Linked DNA regions of Homo sapiens: region 2 is linked to region 1. Evidence: chromatin loops called from intact Hi-C (ENCODE). Cell type or tissue: heart left ventricle. All regions are shown on one strand. Region 1 overlaps PDE9A (phosphodiesterase 9A). Region 2 overlaps PDE9A (phosphodiesterase 9A).

The links. Peaks named below come from ENCODE experiments on the same cell type or tissue, not always from the same donor. Only the 100,000 strongest peaks of a DNase experiment are listed, where the experiment ranks them.
Region 2: it touches region 1 in a loop (1.9-fold over the local background); 11 of 110 quality-filtered maps call a loop at or near these places.

What each region holds. Positions count from the first base shown.
Region 1 is chr21:42,742,271-42,750,270 of GRCh38, reverse strand. It overlaps PDE9A (phosphodiesterase 9A), which reads right to left. Exons shown (of 20, transcript NM_002606.3): 8 at 6,411-6,495. Among named protein-coding and RNA genes, the nearest start is that of PDE9A-AS1, 4.5 kb to the right of the region's middle. In heart left ventricle, no CTCF peak of the experiment used is centred here; DNase peaks (open chromatin) are centred at 3,170, 3,920 and 4,620; H3K27ac peaks cover 372 bases.
Region 2 is chr21:42,665,265-42,673,264 of GRCh38, reverse strand. The region is part of intron 1 of PDE9A (phosphodiesterase 9A); the gene reads right to left. Among named protein-coding and RNA genes, the nearest start is that of PDE9A, 16 kb to the right of the region's middle. RefSeq lists enhancers at 3,334-4,279, 4,280-5,226, 6,722-7,228. In heart left ventricle, a CTCF peak has its summit at 4,020 (motif pointing right); no DNase peak of the experiment used is centred here.

The DNA of each region.
Region 1 (8,000 bases):
CAGGCTGGTCTTGAACTCCTAGGTTCAAACGATCCTTCTGCCTCAGCCTCCCAAAGTATTGGGATGACAGGTGTGAGTCACTGCACCCCGCCCCTTTGTACTTTTTAAAATTTTTATTTATTTATTTATTTTTGAGACAGAGTCTCACTCTGTTGCCCAGGCTGGAGTGCAGTGGCGCAATCTTTGCTCACCGCAACCTCTGCCTCCTGGGTTTAAGCAATTCTCGTGCTTCAGCCTCCTGAGTAGCTGGGATTACAGGTGCATGCTGCCACACCTGACTAATTTTTGTACTTTTAGTAGAGACGGGGTTTCACCATGTTGGCCAGGCTGGTCGTGAACTCCTGACTTCAAGCGATCCACCTGCCTTGGCCTCCCAAAGTGTTGGGATTACAGGCGTGAGCCACTGCGCCCAGCCCCTTTGTACTTTTAAACAAAGATGGAATTGCACCAAAGTCAGTCTGCTGCAACCTGCTTTGTCATCTAACATATCATGAACTCATCCCAAGTTGCTCCACAGAGCTTAGCTTCATTTTCCAAGTTTCTCCAGGGTGTGGCCATAGCACACGTTAGCAATCCAGTCCCCAGTGATGGACTTTTAGAATGTTTCCAACTTTCCCTGTTACATGTAATGTTAGCAGATGAGTTTTCTGTCTGACTCTGTTTTTGTTTAGCACTTGGTATCGAGGTATCCCACATAGGAGCAGGGCAAAGTGAGCCAGGCATGTTTCAGAGGAAAGCCACCTTCCGGTTGGGCAGTGTGCTGGCTTCAGGGTGGTCCCCAGAGGCTGAATGAGGAGCAGCTGCCCCAGGAGGTCTGGCTGCTCTTGGGCCCCTGCAGCAGAGTGCACCAGGGGGCTGGGCCGATCTGGGTTCACACCCTATGGGTGTGAACTTGCTTGGAAGTGAACAGGCTCCCTGTGTACTTGGACGATGGTGGGTGGGGGTCACGCCTGGCTTGTGTGACATTCACCAGGCTATGGGGGCACTCAGGGAGCTAAATGCAGCAGAAGCTCCTGCGATTTGTAAATAAAGCCCCTTCTTCTGGGAGAGCAAGTTAATACTGCCCAGTAAGAGCCATATAGAAATTCGTATCCTTTAAGCCCACATATCTATCCTGGGGAATTTATCTTAAGCCAAGAATTAAACAGGAACAAACAGCTCTATGCACACAGATATTCACCGTGGTGTGATCTGCTGTAACAAAAACACAAAACCGACTAGAAGCCACCTGAATGTCCCAAGACGGGAAGCGGTTTAAACCAGCACAGTGCCTCCGCATGATGGACTATTATGCCATTAGGAGGATCATCACGGATATTATGCCAAGTGAGGAAACTTGACATGAAAAGGGAAAATAAGAATGCTATGCACAGTATGTACTGAAAGCAAGTGCCAAAAAATGCCACGCTACGAGGAAGAAAGAGCACATTCGGTAGGTTTAAAAAGAGTGCTTGATTGTGGCCTTCTGGGAAAATCTATGAGCTGTACGCTGGTTAAAATTTAATCTATTTATTGCTCACAATGCCACTAGTAAAAAAAAAGACTACACAACGCATGTTTTAGTTGTTTTTCAAAACAAGGTATCTATGCACAGAAAAACATCTAGAAGGCCTCGTGTCCAGGTTTAAACTGGGGGGACATTGCCGGCTGTTGTCATGATCGGTGTGCACCCTTCAGCTCCCATCAGTGTAGTTTGGAGGTTTTCCAATGAGCCTGTGCTATTTTCAAAACTAGAATAATCAATCTATTTCCTTTCTGGAAAAAGAGGCTTCGGTGTTATTTTCTCGGCATGCTGCCGTCTCTTCCCCGTGATAACCACCGCTCCACGGAGATCCATTTGGTAGCCCTTCCCTCTGTTTCATGCTTGCAAAACCCATCAGAGTTGCTACCACAGTTTGATGTGTAAGGGGGAACGCTAACAGATTCAGCAAAGTATTAACAAAACCAACCAACAAAATGCACCAATCAAATGATTTCCATTGTCATCCATTAAACGAGAAATTCCATTTACACATTTCTGAGAAGTAACGAACGTTTTCTGCGTAGTTAAAAAAAATAGATGGCATGATGATGATTTCTTCGCTGCTTTTAACCTGTTTTGTGTAAACATTCGCACATGTGCTGTCTCTGTAAGTCTCCTGCATTCCCCAGGAGGGTTATGGAAATCTTCACCGAGCAAGACAGTTTGACTGTTCGAATCCCGCTGTTTCCTTGCAGATACCAGAGCTGGGAGCAGAGGAGGGTCTGCTGGGGCCCGCTGACCCTGCCTGGCCAGGCAGCCCCTCTCTCTGCGCTCCGCTGCCACGGGAACCAGCGTCTTCAGCAAACAGAGCAGCTGGCATGGAGCTCTTTCTTTTCATCCTATTTGGAGCTTATCTTTGCTTTCATTTCCTGGGGTCCCCATCCCCCTTCTCTGGGGCTTAGGCCAGTGGGCAAGGCCATTTGTTTGGGATGAACGCTGAGCCCTCAGTTGCCACCCCAGGCTCCTGCAGACTCCCCAGCTCTGGGTGAACCCCATATTCCATGCTCTGCTCTCTGCCTGGCACAGTGCTGGGGGCCAGAGTGGCCGTGGCCCCTGGGGTAGACCTGCCCCTGCCCCTGCCCTAAATGTAAGCTGGCAGTTGGACCTCTGTCCTCTTTGAGGGAAAAGCAGGAGAAACCTAGCCCGTGAGTGTCAGGGGACGGCCACCTGCTCCCGGGTGCTGTGTGCCGGACCCCGATGCCACTGCTGTTCCCAAGGGGCAGCTTCTGGTGGATCCATACCCCTGGCTCCGAGGCCCCACCAGGGTGTGCTATGTGGGCTGAATGTAGCTCCACATTTCAGGCTCACACTGGCCATTTGTGTGGCACGGGGCTGAGCTAGCTCCACCCTGTCTGGGGCCTTTATTCTCTTCCCAGAGGCAAGAACGCTGGCCTCTGGCTGGGCTGCCATCTCGGGAAGGCCCCCCACCCCCACCCTGCCTTTTGCAGCTCCTCTCCCCAGTCATCCGGGGAAGTTCCAGCTTAACTGAGACTGGTCCCAGGGTCCCCACATTGCTACAGGGCTCTCATGAGTAAGATGTAACTCTGCTGTTGACAAAGACAAAAGGGACAACACGAATATCTCAGTGTCTCTATTCTGAGTTCCTTTCTACATAGAAAAACAGGAAGGGGTTTCATGTGTGGCAACGCCGGCCTGGGGCACATGACGCGGCTGGGGATGAGACCAGAGCCCAGGAGGCTGGATTTGTTTTTTCTCAATGTGTCGACAACGCTTGAGAATTTTTACCCTGTTCCGTTTTGGAAGCAAGAGTCCCATTTACCTGTCTCTCACCTACAGGGGAGGCTGCCAGAGCTGTCAGCCGAGAACGTCGCCTCCAGAAGCTGACGGGGCACCAGGAAGTCTCCTTGTCTTTGGTTTATGGCGCTGTGGGTTCTAAAAATGTACTCCTGGGGGAAGTGCGGATGCGCCTCCGTTACTCAGATGGGCCCAGGTGCCCCCCACAGCCCGGCGTGCCTGACAGGCACCTGGGGGCTGATGTCTCACTGGAGTTCCTGGCGGCTTCCTCTGCAAGCTCTGAAATCGGTGTTATCCTCCCACGTGGTGTGTTATGGGCTGAAGTACATCTCCCCCCAAAAGTTGTATGTTGAAGTCCTAACCCTGCTGCCTCTGAGGGTGACCTCATTTGGGGACATGACTGTTGCAGATGTAGTTAAGGGGATGTCATCCTGGAGGAGGGTGACCCCTACTCCAATAGGATGGGTGTCCTTACAAAAAGGGGGAATTTGGACAGAACGGATGGGAGCACCAGGTGAAGAAGCAGGCAGAGAATGCCGCCGGCAGCCACCAGAGGCCAAGAGAGACCGGGAAGGTCCCTCCCCTGGGGCCTTCAGAGGTGGCAGGGCCTGCTGGCACCTTGATTTTGGACTTGTGGCCTCCAGAACTATGTGGGAATACATTTCTATTGTTTTAAGCTGCCCAGTTTATGAGAATTCGTTACGCAGCCCCAGGAAATGACTACAACTTCGATAAAAATAATCTTCCCCCCTGCAACCTCAACCTGACCTGCAGGACTAGTGCACACCAGAAACCACGCCAGGAGCGGCGTGTGATCCGAGCACTCGCCTTGCTTTCTACAGAGCGGGTGCCCATCAGGCACGGCAGAGGCAAGACCTGTGAGGCCGGAGGCTGTCTCACCACTCACTCCTGCTGCTGTAGGTGGGCGGTAAATGCAGTCGTTTAAGGGATAAGAGGCTGCATCCTACAAACACCTCCAGAAAGTGCTCAGGGACACACAGTTGTGGGTGAGGAGCTGGGGGCAGCTTCGGGAGGCATGGCCTGGCTCCAGACACACCCCTTGGGGCGGTGGAGTTCCCCAACCCATATGGGGCCCAGAGGCCGCTGTTCAGGGAGTCTGGTTTCAGGCTGAAGACTAGAACTCAGTTTTTGTCCTCTTCCCCTCGTGCTGCTGGTGGGGCTGGAAAGGCTGGCCCTGCTACACCCGCAGCCCCAGCTTGAGGCCACCCATCTCCGCCTGGCTCTGGGCAGAGGGGAACCCTGCCAGGCAGCACCACCCTGGAACACCACCCTCCTGCCAAAGCAGCCATGGCACCTGGGGCGCAAGGGACAGCCAGAGGGCTGAACCAAGCCACGTAGAGCCCACGGCCAAGGGCGGTGCCACAGGTGAAGGTGCTGTGTGTCTGAGGCTGCCAAGCCGGGTCCCAGCCTTGCCAGGTCCCAGCCTTGGGACCCCAGCTGTGTGGCCGTCCCTGTGCAACTTGGGAGCTCTTCCTTGGCTCACAAATGAGAGACTCTGTCTCCCGTCCTTTAAAGAGCCTCCAGCACAGGGATGACGAAGATGGATTGTTCACTCACAACTTTCCATGGCCACAAACTATGGCCTGACTTCCCCTAAGTCAATTGGGCTGAGACATCCCTAACTCCAAATGAGCCCATGAGTGCATGGGACAGACACGTGGCACGGTCCCTGTAGGACAGGCTCTCACGTGGCTCAGACAAGGCCTGCTTCCTTCCGCTCGGCCTTCCTCCCTGCGCCCACCCCGAGGCCAGGCCCCCGGGGCTTTGAGGGGACCAGATGAGGCCCGTCGGCTTTCCCTTCACCTTCTGCCTCTGAGACCCTTTCACTTGCCACGCTTCCTCAATAAGCAGATTGCCCTCAATTTCAAAATCAGGGAATGATCGTCAGCATGCCAGGTGGCTCTGAGACAACTCAGTGCAATTGCACAGGGCTGTTTCTCAGTCCATTAGTCCCCATTAAATCCCACTGAGGCCGGGCAGTGGCACTCTGGGGAACCATGAGCCACATCATATGCCTGTGGTGTCTGGGCTGGCACCAGCGGGCATGGAGGCAAAGCCCGGAGGTGTGAGCAGGTCCTGTGTGCCCCTCACTAAGCACAGCGCCCGCACACAGTAAGTGCCTCAATGCATGCGCTCTGCTCATCATCACCGCCGTCTCTTTGCTACTACCGGCATTTCCATCCCCAGTTTGGTCGTGGTTCATCCACACGTGTCCTGACCCTGGCTCCAGTAAAGAGTCCTGCTGTACACAAAACTGACTTTGGAGGTGGCATCGTGGAGACTGGGGCATTTTCCCCACGAGTCACAGCTCACTGGGCCCCCCGAAGCGCCTGTGAAGGATGCCTGTTCCCAGGAGAATGACTTCTGTGTCCCCAGTGCTGAAGCCCTCGCTGGAATGCAACCCAGTGGGAACATCACACAAGGAACCGGGTCCCTGGGGGCAACAGGAGGCTCCTCCCCTAATGCTTTTCCTCTTCTTGTTCTGTCTTTAAAAGTGGATATCAACTTATTCCAAGCTGGACACATTGCTCCTAAGGCTTGGATCTGCAGGAGGAGGACTCTTCTTCTGTGAAATCGTCTTCCCAGCCCCTATCTCCAATATGTGCTCTTTTTTTCTTGAGACAGAGTCTTGCTCTGTCGAGCCCAGGCTGGAGTGCAGTGGCGCGATCTCGGCTCACTGCAACCTCCACCTCCTGGGTTCAAGCGATTCTCCCGCCTCAGCTTCCCAAGTAGCTGGGGTTACAGGCATGTGCCACCATGCCTGGCTACCGTTTGTATTTTTAGTAGAGACGGGGTTTCACCATGTTGGCCAAGCCGGTATTGAACTCCTGTCCTCAGGTGATCCTCCCACCTCGGCCTCCCAAAGTGCTGGGATTACAGGCGTGAGCCACCACACCCGGCCCATGCGTGCTCTTTTGTTAGAAGAAAGTCACACCACTGACAAGCAGGTCGCAAGCAGGGTGGCTGCCTCCAGACTGCACTCTCCCAAGCCTGAACTGTACCGAACTGCACCAGCCTTTCTTTTAGGCAAACAAAGCCCACAGCCCCAGCCCAACTGGTACGGGGAGCCCTCCCCAGGCCCGGCCGCCCGTGGCCCCAGCGCAGACCCTACCTGCTGCTTCTGGCCGCCAGCTCCTCCCTCATCTTCTTAATGTCACTCTTGCATTTCTCAATCTCCACCACTTTTAGTCCTTCCACTGGTGACAGAGAGAGAGACAGCAAGGGGGTTACCACGGACGAATGTGGAGGATCTCTCAAGGCTGGTAACTAAGGGCTCCCTGTGGCTCCCAGGGAGGAATATACCTCAGTGCAGAGGTCCCCACACCTGCCCTGGCTGCCGATACTCAGGTTTTGCCTGCACTTCCGCGCTTAGCTCAGCCACAACTGACTCTATCCTCGCAGGCATGTGCCGTGGCCACCGCTGCACTACCGCATCCATCCGGGCAGTTTTCAGAAGGCAGAAGCTCCTCCCCACTCTCCACTCCCTGAATCTCAACTCTGGCACCCACTTTTTGCTCCATACCCCTAAGCACCAGCTGAGGACATGGGACAAAGGCGTCTTTTATCCCAAAAAGAAAAGGGGGCACATGTGGTGCCAGAGCATTAAAATGCAGTGAACGGCAAAGCGTTTTCAGCAAGGATTACGATCTCATTATGGGAAAAGCTTTTCATTGGAACGTCCTTCCAGAGCAGTTTCACCAGGAGAAAGTGTTGACTTAAAACAGAAGAGAAATAAATAGGCAAAGTTGAGGATCAGCAGAACTTGGACTTGATCACATTCCTGGAGTTGAAACTGCCTTGGCCAAATTATGACTGAGACAGTGAAAGAGATCTAACTTAGCGGGCTCCATCTTGCTTCGAACCTCCAAGCTGTCTGTGTTCATTCCTTGGCTGAACTAACTTTGGGAGAAACTTCATTTGTAGTTTATAGTTTAGACAAAGACTGTAACAGCCCTTTCCCAAAGCAGACCTGCTTCTTGCCTGGGGACGAGACTAACAGCCACAGGATTAGAAATTACAGTTTAAGAGTCACGCAGCTGGAGACTACGAGATTCTGACCCTCCCTAAATTGCTCCTAAGATCAGCGCTTGAGATATTTTGGAGACCCTGCAGTTGATGGATCAGCTGGCACCACCCAGATAGATAAACTGGCTCGTCTGGTCTTCTGGCCCCAGTCAGGAACTGACTCAGTGCAAGAAGACAGCTGCAGCCAGGCACAGTGGCTCACGCCTGTAATCCCAGCACTTTGGGAGGCTGAGGTGGGCAGATCACGAGGTCAGGAGTTCAAGACCAGCCTGGCCAATATAGTGAAACCCTGTCTCTACTAAAAATACAAAAATTAGCCGGGCATGGTGTGCCAGTGCCTGTAGTCCCAGCTACTCGGGAGGCTGAGGCAGGAGAATAGCTTGAACCCGGGAGGCGGAGGTTGCAGTGAGCCGAGATCACGCCACTGTACTCTGGCCTGGGGGACAGAGTGAGACTCTGTCTCAAAAAAAAAAAAAAAAAAAAAAAAAAGCAGACAGCTTCAACTCCCTATGATTTCCTCCCTGACCAATCAATCAGCATTCCTGGCTCACTGGCTTCCCACCACCCACTAAGTTATCCTTAAAAACTCTGCGCCCCGAATGCTCGGGGAGACTGATTTGAGGAATAATAAAACTCTGGTCTCCCGCACAGCCGGCACTGGGTGAATGGCTCTTTC
Region 2 (8,000 bases), 77 kb after region 1:
GAAAGGCAGAGGAGTAGGAAGAGAGGAGGTGGAGATGTGAGTTCAGTTCCAGTCCCTCCTCCTACCAGCTTGACCCAGGGAAGATTTCTTAACTTTTCTGAGGCTCTGATTCTTCGGCTGCAAAGCGAGACAAATCCTACCTCGCCCACAGGAATGTTAGGAGGATTCGTCATGCAGATAGAGGGCCCGCTACACATTACTTACTCCGTTGAGTGGCAGCCGTGATTACAGGAGGGGACCCTTGAAACTCATGGATCCTCCTCCTCCTTTTTCCTTCAAAGGCTGTTTCGCAAGCAAGTAGCACCAAGGCACATGGCCTTAACTTCAACATGTCAGCATTTCTGGGTGTTTCAATAGAGTATGGGACAAAAGCCTGTCTTAACTCGGGGATGCCACCGCACAGCAGGCTCTGATTGCTCTCACTGACCTACGGAGCCCCGCATTGATTAGCAGCCACATCCAACTGTGTCCACAGTGCGACAGAAGCTGGAGGCCACATCAACACAAACACATATGCGTTAATAAGATCAACCGCGTCGGATGAACAAGAAACCAAACTCGACGGGTTAAATGATCCATTTGACCTCACTGTGGTTTAGGCCAGTTTTCTCTTTTTCTAAACACGGCAGGGCATCTGTCTTTGCAGGCAGGCCCCAGGTGGGTTCCTCCACACCCCAGCACTGAGCTGGACCTGCCCTTTGGCATGCGTTCAGGGGGTGCTGGTGCCCAAGCTTGCTCCTGTGTGAACCAGGGTGAGCAAATTCTGCGTTCTGTGGTTTTATGTTGTGTGACTAATGATGCCCATGCCACAACCACAACCACCAATGGGGACTGAGACCACACTCGGGCTAGAACCAGAGCCAAACGCCCTAAAAGCCCAGTGACTCTGGGTCCTGAAAAGGACCTCCTGAGTGCTGTGTCATCTTCATTCCCCCACAGACGAGGACAGACAAGAGAGAGAAGAGCCCGGCCTGGCCCTGCTCCAGGCCCTCAGCTCCAGGGGTGCGTGCTGCACCTAAGTCAGACCTTCAGCTGTGGTCTGAACGAAGGCGAGGTGGGCTCGTGGCCATAACGGGATGTGCAGCTCTGTTTGCCTTGTTCTCAAATTACTGATATTTCTGATTGCATACTCAGAATAAATATTGATTTAGGCTCCTCTAAAGGAAAATAAACCAATTCAAATTCCTTTTATTTTCTCTATCCTAGACTGTGAATCATTTTTAGAGCTTTTATAAGCTATTAAGCTTTTATATCAGCTTCCATAAGATTTTGCTAGGCTTTGTCTGCCCTCAAGACAAACAGGCACATCTCAGCCGGGCTTGGGGATCTCTCTGGGAGAGAGAACAGACCAAATCAGCCTGCAGGACCAGCCAAACGCAACCCACTAGCAGATTCACACATTTCTATCTTTGAGGGAGTTAAAAGGTGAATTTTCTATTGCCTTTTTCAGCGCTCGATAATTCCAAGTGTTTAATATTTTTTTAAATGAGCTAAAAGAGGCCAAGCCCCAAATTCCACATTCTATTGTTTTTTCTTATTACCCAAGAAATAAATATGCGTTCACTGAAGAAACATTGCAAGTTATCTATGAATCATCTGTCAATCAATCTATATCAATCATCTGTCCATCCATCTGTCTGTGTACATCTGCAATTCATCTGCAATTTACCTCTAGTTACAAATTATATATATACACATTTGGACATATTGTTCATTTTGTTTGGTCTCTTGTTTTTAGAATACTTAACAGTAAAGTCACACTCAGAATGGATTACAGTTAACCGCCAGACAATCACTGCTTCTCTATTTGCTAAAATAAAATCTGTATTCAGCCTCATTTCCTTTTCCAGTTTAGGAGATATTTTTCAGGTCCTTGCATTTGAAAAAGAATATACAACAACGACAGAAATTACCATGGATTCCCATGTGCCAGAGGCATTTAAAATGTTATTTAAAAAACAAAACAAAACACTTCCCTGTTATGGAAATGCTCAGACGTACACAAGAGCAGGAGGAAAGCGTCATGAAGCCTCCGCTGCACACCCACAGCTTCAACACCTGTCCCCACGCCTCCCCTCCTGCTTGAACTGGGCCCCAACCTCCCCAGCACCGGAGTTATCCTAAAGCTCCTCTCAGGTATCGTGCTAGTCCATCTGCACTGTTTCCACGCGGTTCTCTGGAGTAGAACGCTTCCTTTGTGGTTAAGATAACCACAATGTAATTAGTACATGGAGAAAAAATTAACAACAGTCTCACATCATCTCTCAGCTTGTCATACATCTGTATCTCTAAGTCATGGTTTAAGGATCAAAGATAACATGTGTTCAGGAAATACATGGCAAGAAAAGGGATGGGAAGTATAACTAGAGACCTCAGGAGACACCAAGCAAATGCAGGGTGTGGGCTGTGCTAGGATCCTGACTTGAAAACTAATGCATCCGTGTGTGTGTGAATGTATGTGTGAGTGAATGTATGTATATGTGTGTCAGAGTGTATGTGCGTGTGAATGTGAGTGTATGTGTGTGAATGTGGGTGTATGTGACTGTGAGTGTAAGTGTATGTGTGAGTGTGTGAGCATGTGTGTGAATGCATGTGTATGTGTGTATGTGTGTGAATGATAGTTTGTAAGTGTATGTGTGTGTGAATGTGATAGTGTGTGAGTGCATGTGTAAGTGTATGCGTGTATGTGGTGTGTGTATGTGTGAATGTGTGGGTAAGTGTACGTGAGTGTGAATGTGTGATTGCCTGTGTGTGTGAAGGTGTGAGTGCGTGTGTAAGTGTATGTGTGTAAGTCTATGTGCAAGTCTGTGTGACTGTGTATAAGTGTATGTGTGACTGTAAGTGCGTGTGAATGTATGTGTGAATGTTTGTGAATGTAAATGTGAATGTGTGTGAATGTGTGTGTGGATGTGTGTGTAAATGTATGTGAATGTGTGTGAATGTGAGTGTGGTGTCTAAGTGTATGTGTGTGAATGTGTATGTGTGAATGTGTGAATATGTGTGTGAATGTATGTATGTGTATGAGTGTGAATGTAAGTGTATGTGTGTGAATGTAAGTGTATGTGTGTGAATGTGTGTAAGTGTATGTGTGCGTGTGAATGTGTGTGCGTGTGAATGTGTGTGTAAGCATGTGTGAGCCTGTGAATGTGTGTAAGCATATGTGTGAGTGTATGAGAATGTGTGTAAGTATGTGAGTGTGTGAATGTGTAAGTGTGTGTGTGTGAAGGTGAAACATGGTGCTTTCCTTTTATTGCCATGCATCTGTTGAAGCACCCACATTATCTTGGATCCTTAAAGCACACCTTGAAGGTGATGCTGGCATGCCCACCTGGTGCCAGGGCTGGCCTCTCTCTAGAAGGCACGGTCACACTGGGCTGTGTGTGCAGGTTCCCGGGCTCAATTCCAGCTCTGTCCCTCATTATCCGTGGCTGTGGGCAAGTTCCTGAACCTCTTCATTCCGTGCTGAGCAGCAGCATGGAGACCACACCAGGAGCCTCTATGAGACACTCGGCTCTCCGGGATGCGGTGACTTAACTCCGCTGGGCAGATTCTATCCCCATGTCACTGATGTTGAAACTGAGGCCCGAGAACATACAGCCAGCATGTGCCATTGCTGGGTTCCAGCCTCAGTCTGCTGATTCCAGGGCCCCAGATGAACCGCCAAGTGGGGTGTGGGTTGTCATTTTGACGCCGAGGCTCCGAAGCATGCCATGGCCTCCCAAGGTTCATCTCCTAATTTAATGTCCCTTCTCTTGGGCCCCGCACACAGGAACCTTCAATAAATGTCTGTTAAGTGGAAGGATTTGAGGGGCACGTTTGCCTAACATGGCATGAGTTAATCCAATTCAAATGTGGAGTGAAACTCAGTGGGAAGGAGAGAGACATCTAAGACCCCGCAGGCAGGGGAGGCGGGGATGTCAACAACAAACAGAAAGGTGGTGTGATGCGGCCGCAATTCCCAAACTGCTGGCAGCCACCAGCAGCTGGAAGAGGCAAGGAAGGGAATCTCCGGGGGAGCCTCTAGAGGGAGCGCGGCCCTGCCCACACCTGGATTTCAGCCCAGCGATTCAGATTTTGGACTCCATCCTCCAGAGCTGCGAGATAATCCGTTTCTGTTGTTTTAAGCTGTGGCATTTATGGCCATTTGCTACAGCGGCCCTGGTCTCTGTTCTAAGAGGGGTGGAATCTTTTTCGCAAGCAATGGGAGTCCTTGATACCGGGTGGGCCTCAGCGCGTGTATGCAATGGGGGAAACTTCAGGAGGGGATGGTGAAGGAGGCATTAACGAGGGGAGACACGGAGGGCTCAGCCGCTGGCCAGAGGCTGCAGAGGGAGTTGATGTGGCCCGCGTGGGACGTGGCGGGGGGTGGAGGGAGCAGCTCTGATAATCCGTGGGGAATTCCTCTCCCGACGGAGGATGTTCATGCGCAGGACACGGCTACCCAGACCGTCTGAACAGCCCTCCAGGTCACGCTCAGAGCTGCCTGGCCTGACGGTGGGATTTCAGGGCCCATTTCCCCCGCGCCGGCATCTGCGCGGATCCCGGGCCTCCGCACAGGGCTCATTTGTCATGACTGCTGTGCTCATCACTCTTGTCATTTTTCTGCGTAGCTTCGCTTTTGTTTTCCTCACTGCTAGTGTCTGAGGCCAATCTCCACTGTTATAAATAATGGATCACAGGGGACTGAAAATGCAAAAATCGACGAACCAAAAGAACAGGAAGTGTGCTGAGATGGAGCTCTGCACACAGGACTCTCACGGGGCATTTCTGAAGGCCTCTCGCCAGTTGCAATCTGCTTGACTCCTGGATACGCGGTTCAAGCTCGAAGCAACTCTCGCTGCATGAACATGACCCTTCCGCCACCCCCTCTCTGGGGCCTCACCCTTGTCTTGTCTTAATAATTCATGCTCACTTCTCCCAGGGCCTCTGTCTGTCTCTGCTGCATCAGGACTCCGAGTGGGAGCTAATGCAACCCTTCCCTGGAATCTGGGCTCCCTGGACCCTGGGGATGGCAGGAATGGGGAGGGTGGGGTAGGAGGTGCTCGGGGGACCCAGGCGGCAGCCCCTCTGGAGGATCACTGGGGGAGAGGACCTTCTCTCAGCACGCAGCCCCTTCGAGCCCAGTTTCAAGGCAGTATGTGAGAATGGTGTGGCTGGACATGGGTGAAAAGATTTAGAGGAAACCATGGGAAAGGGACACCCCAGCGGGGAGGCAGGGGAAGGCAGACAGGAGTGGAATCCTTTTTGTGCACCCCTCTCTCCAACTTCGACCCAGAGAGCTTGGATGTCTTGGTAAGCCGGCATCGCCCATTCCATCATCATCATTTCCAAGTGGGAATGGGATAAGGGAGGGGAGATTCCACTAGAACTGCAGGGGGGAAAGGGCGGTTCATCAAAGCAGAAACACACGTCCTGTGCTGGGTCCCTTGAGAAGGGCCAAGTGGGTCCCAGTCAGGACTGCAGGGGGTCCTGGACCAAACAGCAGGGGGTCGGGAGGAGGGAACTTGCCACGGGTTTCTAGGGAAGTGGTGGCTGCCAGTCCTTTCAAGAAGGCCCAGCAAGGCTTTTGGAATAAAGGTAATGCCTGGTTCTTGCAAGAGGCCTGTTGTGATCCGAACTTGCATAAAACCCAAAAACCTGCAACTCCTGTGAGCGGAGACAGTCCAAGACCATCTGAGAAGCAGGCCAAGTGCTTTCATTCTTCCTGGTTCATCTTCCCTCCCTCCTCACCACTCTCTTCCTTTGTTTCAAGAGAACAAAACAAACATACTGGGCAGGCAACTGGGAGGGAGGGGTGTGTTTCTATTCAAAACTCTTTTTCATGCCACCTGCCAAATAGAATTCTAAATCCTCCTTTAAAAAAAACTGTGCCCCATCCATGAAGTCGAGTAGTTTAAGAACTGTGGCCACGTCAGCACCCTGTTCCCTGGTCTGTACTTGCTGGGGTATGTCTCCCTTTTGAAAATCAGTATATTGTCTCTCTGTTTTCCATGGATTTGGTGTCTGAATGGATAGGCTTATGGGCTGCTAGAAGTTGGACCCCCTCATCCAACTTCCTCATTGTGATCTCCAGCCAACCTCCTCAAACTGGTCATGTGGTTGGCCAGGCTGCAAAGCATGTTGGGGTTGTTTGCTGTTTCGCCAGCATGGCCCTTCACCCCTGGCTGGAGGACAAAGAAGCAGTCTGTGTACAGGGAGTGAATGGGCAGTTGGGACCAGGCGCCTCAACATGCTGGGGTTGGGGCGGGGGGGAGTGGGGACAGCCTGGAGCCCGGGAGGGCGAGTCGGCGGTCACCAGGCGCGGGACCTTGGTGCCGCCTTTCAACCTTTTGGGCTGCGATGCTCTCTTTGGTGACCCAATGTCGTTCTGGATCCCTCCTGCTTTCCCACATTAGGGTTACAAAGGCCAGAAGATGGGGAAGGGAGAGGTCATTCCCACTTCCCAAAGCGGGTGCTATGGACTGAACTGTGTCCCGTCAAAATTCATGCTGTAGTTCTGACCCCAGCACTTCACGATATGACCTTATTTGGAGACCGGGCCTTTAAAATGAGATGTCCTTGTAAAACGAGGCGCCGAGGACACAGACATGCAGAGGCTCGGCCCTGCATGGACACGGGGAGGAGGTGCCAGCCCAGGAGAGGCCTCAGGAACCAGCCCTGCTGCAGCCTGACCTGGGAATTCGGCCTTCAGACCGCGAGGGCCTTGGTGTCTGCTGTGGAGGCCGCCGGGCCTGTGGTCCTTTGTGACGCCGGATGCACACGGGGGAGTGCAGCCCTCACAAAGCTGAGACGGAGCTGCGGGTGGGGCCTCGGCACCTTCAGGACCTGCTCTGCGCTCCTGCTGGGTCCCAGCTGCTGAGTCAGATGGGCTCATCCAGAAACAAGCCAGCTGCCCTCCCTCCTTCCCCACAGCCTCACACTTGGGAGGCGGGGAGACTTCAGAAGTGCTTTGGTGCCAGCCCTGCCCCTGGCAGCTCCAGCTGAGATCCTCGTCGACAAGGAGAACCCAAGTCCAAGGACAGCAAGAAGGGCCTTCTGGAGCTGATAGCCACGCCCTTCCGGCTGCAGCCACGCCCTTTCTTGATGACCACGCCCACTGCACGAATGACCACGCCCTCTCGGTTGTGGCCACGCCCACTGCACTGGTGGCCACGCCCCCACCCCAGGGCTGCTTTCCCCTTTGATAAAGAACATCTTTTTAGATGTCAGGGCCTGAAGGCCCTTGGGGAAGGTGAGCCTGTTCTTTAGGGCCCCAGGAAGGCAGCGTTTCCTGTGCTTAGGACTCCCTTCTCACGGTCCACACTGCCTCCCCAACTGACTTCAACGGGGCCTCATGGCGCAGAGGTGCCCAGGGGAGCATCAGGAGCTTGAGGGATAGACGGTGGAGCCACGCGGGAGAAGCTTCATCCCTGGCCCAGCCGAGCAACGCCCTCTCACGGGTGAGCTGCATGCATCCATTGTTCATTATTCAACAACTGTTACTGGTTCTCGTGCCAGTCTCTGGGCAGGGGCAGGGTTGGAAGGTGAGTGACTTGATCCTGGGCTCCAAGGGTGCCTGGTGAGGAGTTATTACAGTGCAGAGAGGCACCTGCACGCGACACATCCGGCTTCCTAGGAGCGGGGACATTCAGCAAGGGCCGGCCAGGGCAGGGAAGGCCGGGAGCTGTAGGAGCAGAGCAAGGTCGGGGGTGGCCACCAAGGCTGGAGCCAGATGTCCAGGTTCCAACACTGCTGGCCTGTGGGAGCCCAGGTGACAAGATCACAGGGACCCTGTGGGCTTTGGTGAGCTCCCTTGGGCAGGGTGTAGCCAGGGGTCTCTGGGTGGGGGAGGAGGACCAGAGGGCAGGTTGAACGGTCTTCTAAGAGCCAACCAGTCCCTCAGAGGGCCAGGATGGGGGTGGACAAGGCAACCCCCTGAGTGTCCTGGGGCTGCTATAACAAAGACCACAAACTGGGTGACATGAAACCACAGAGGTTTATCTCTCTTGGCTCCGGAGGCC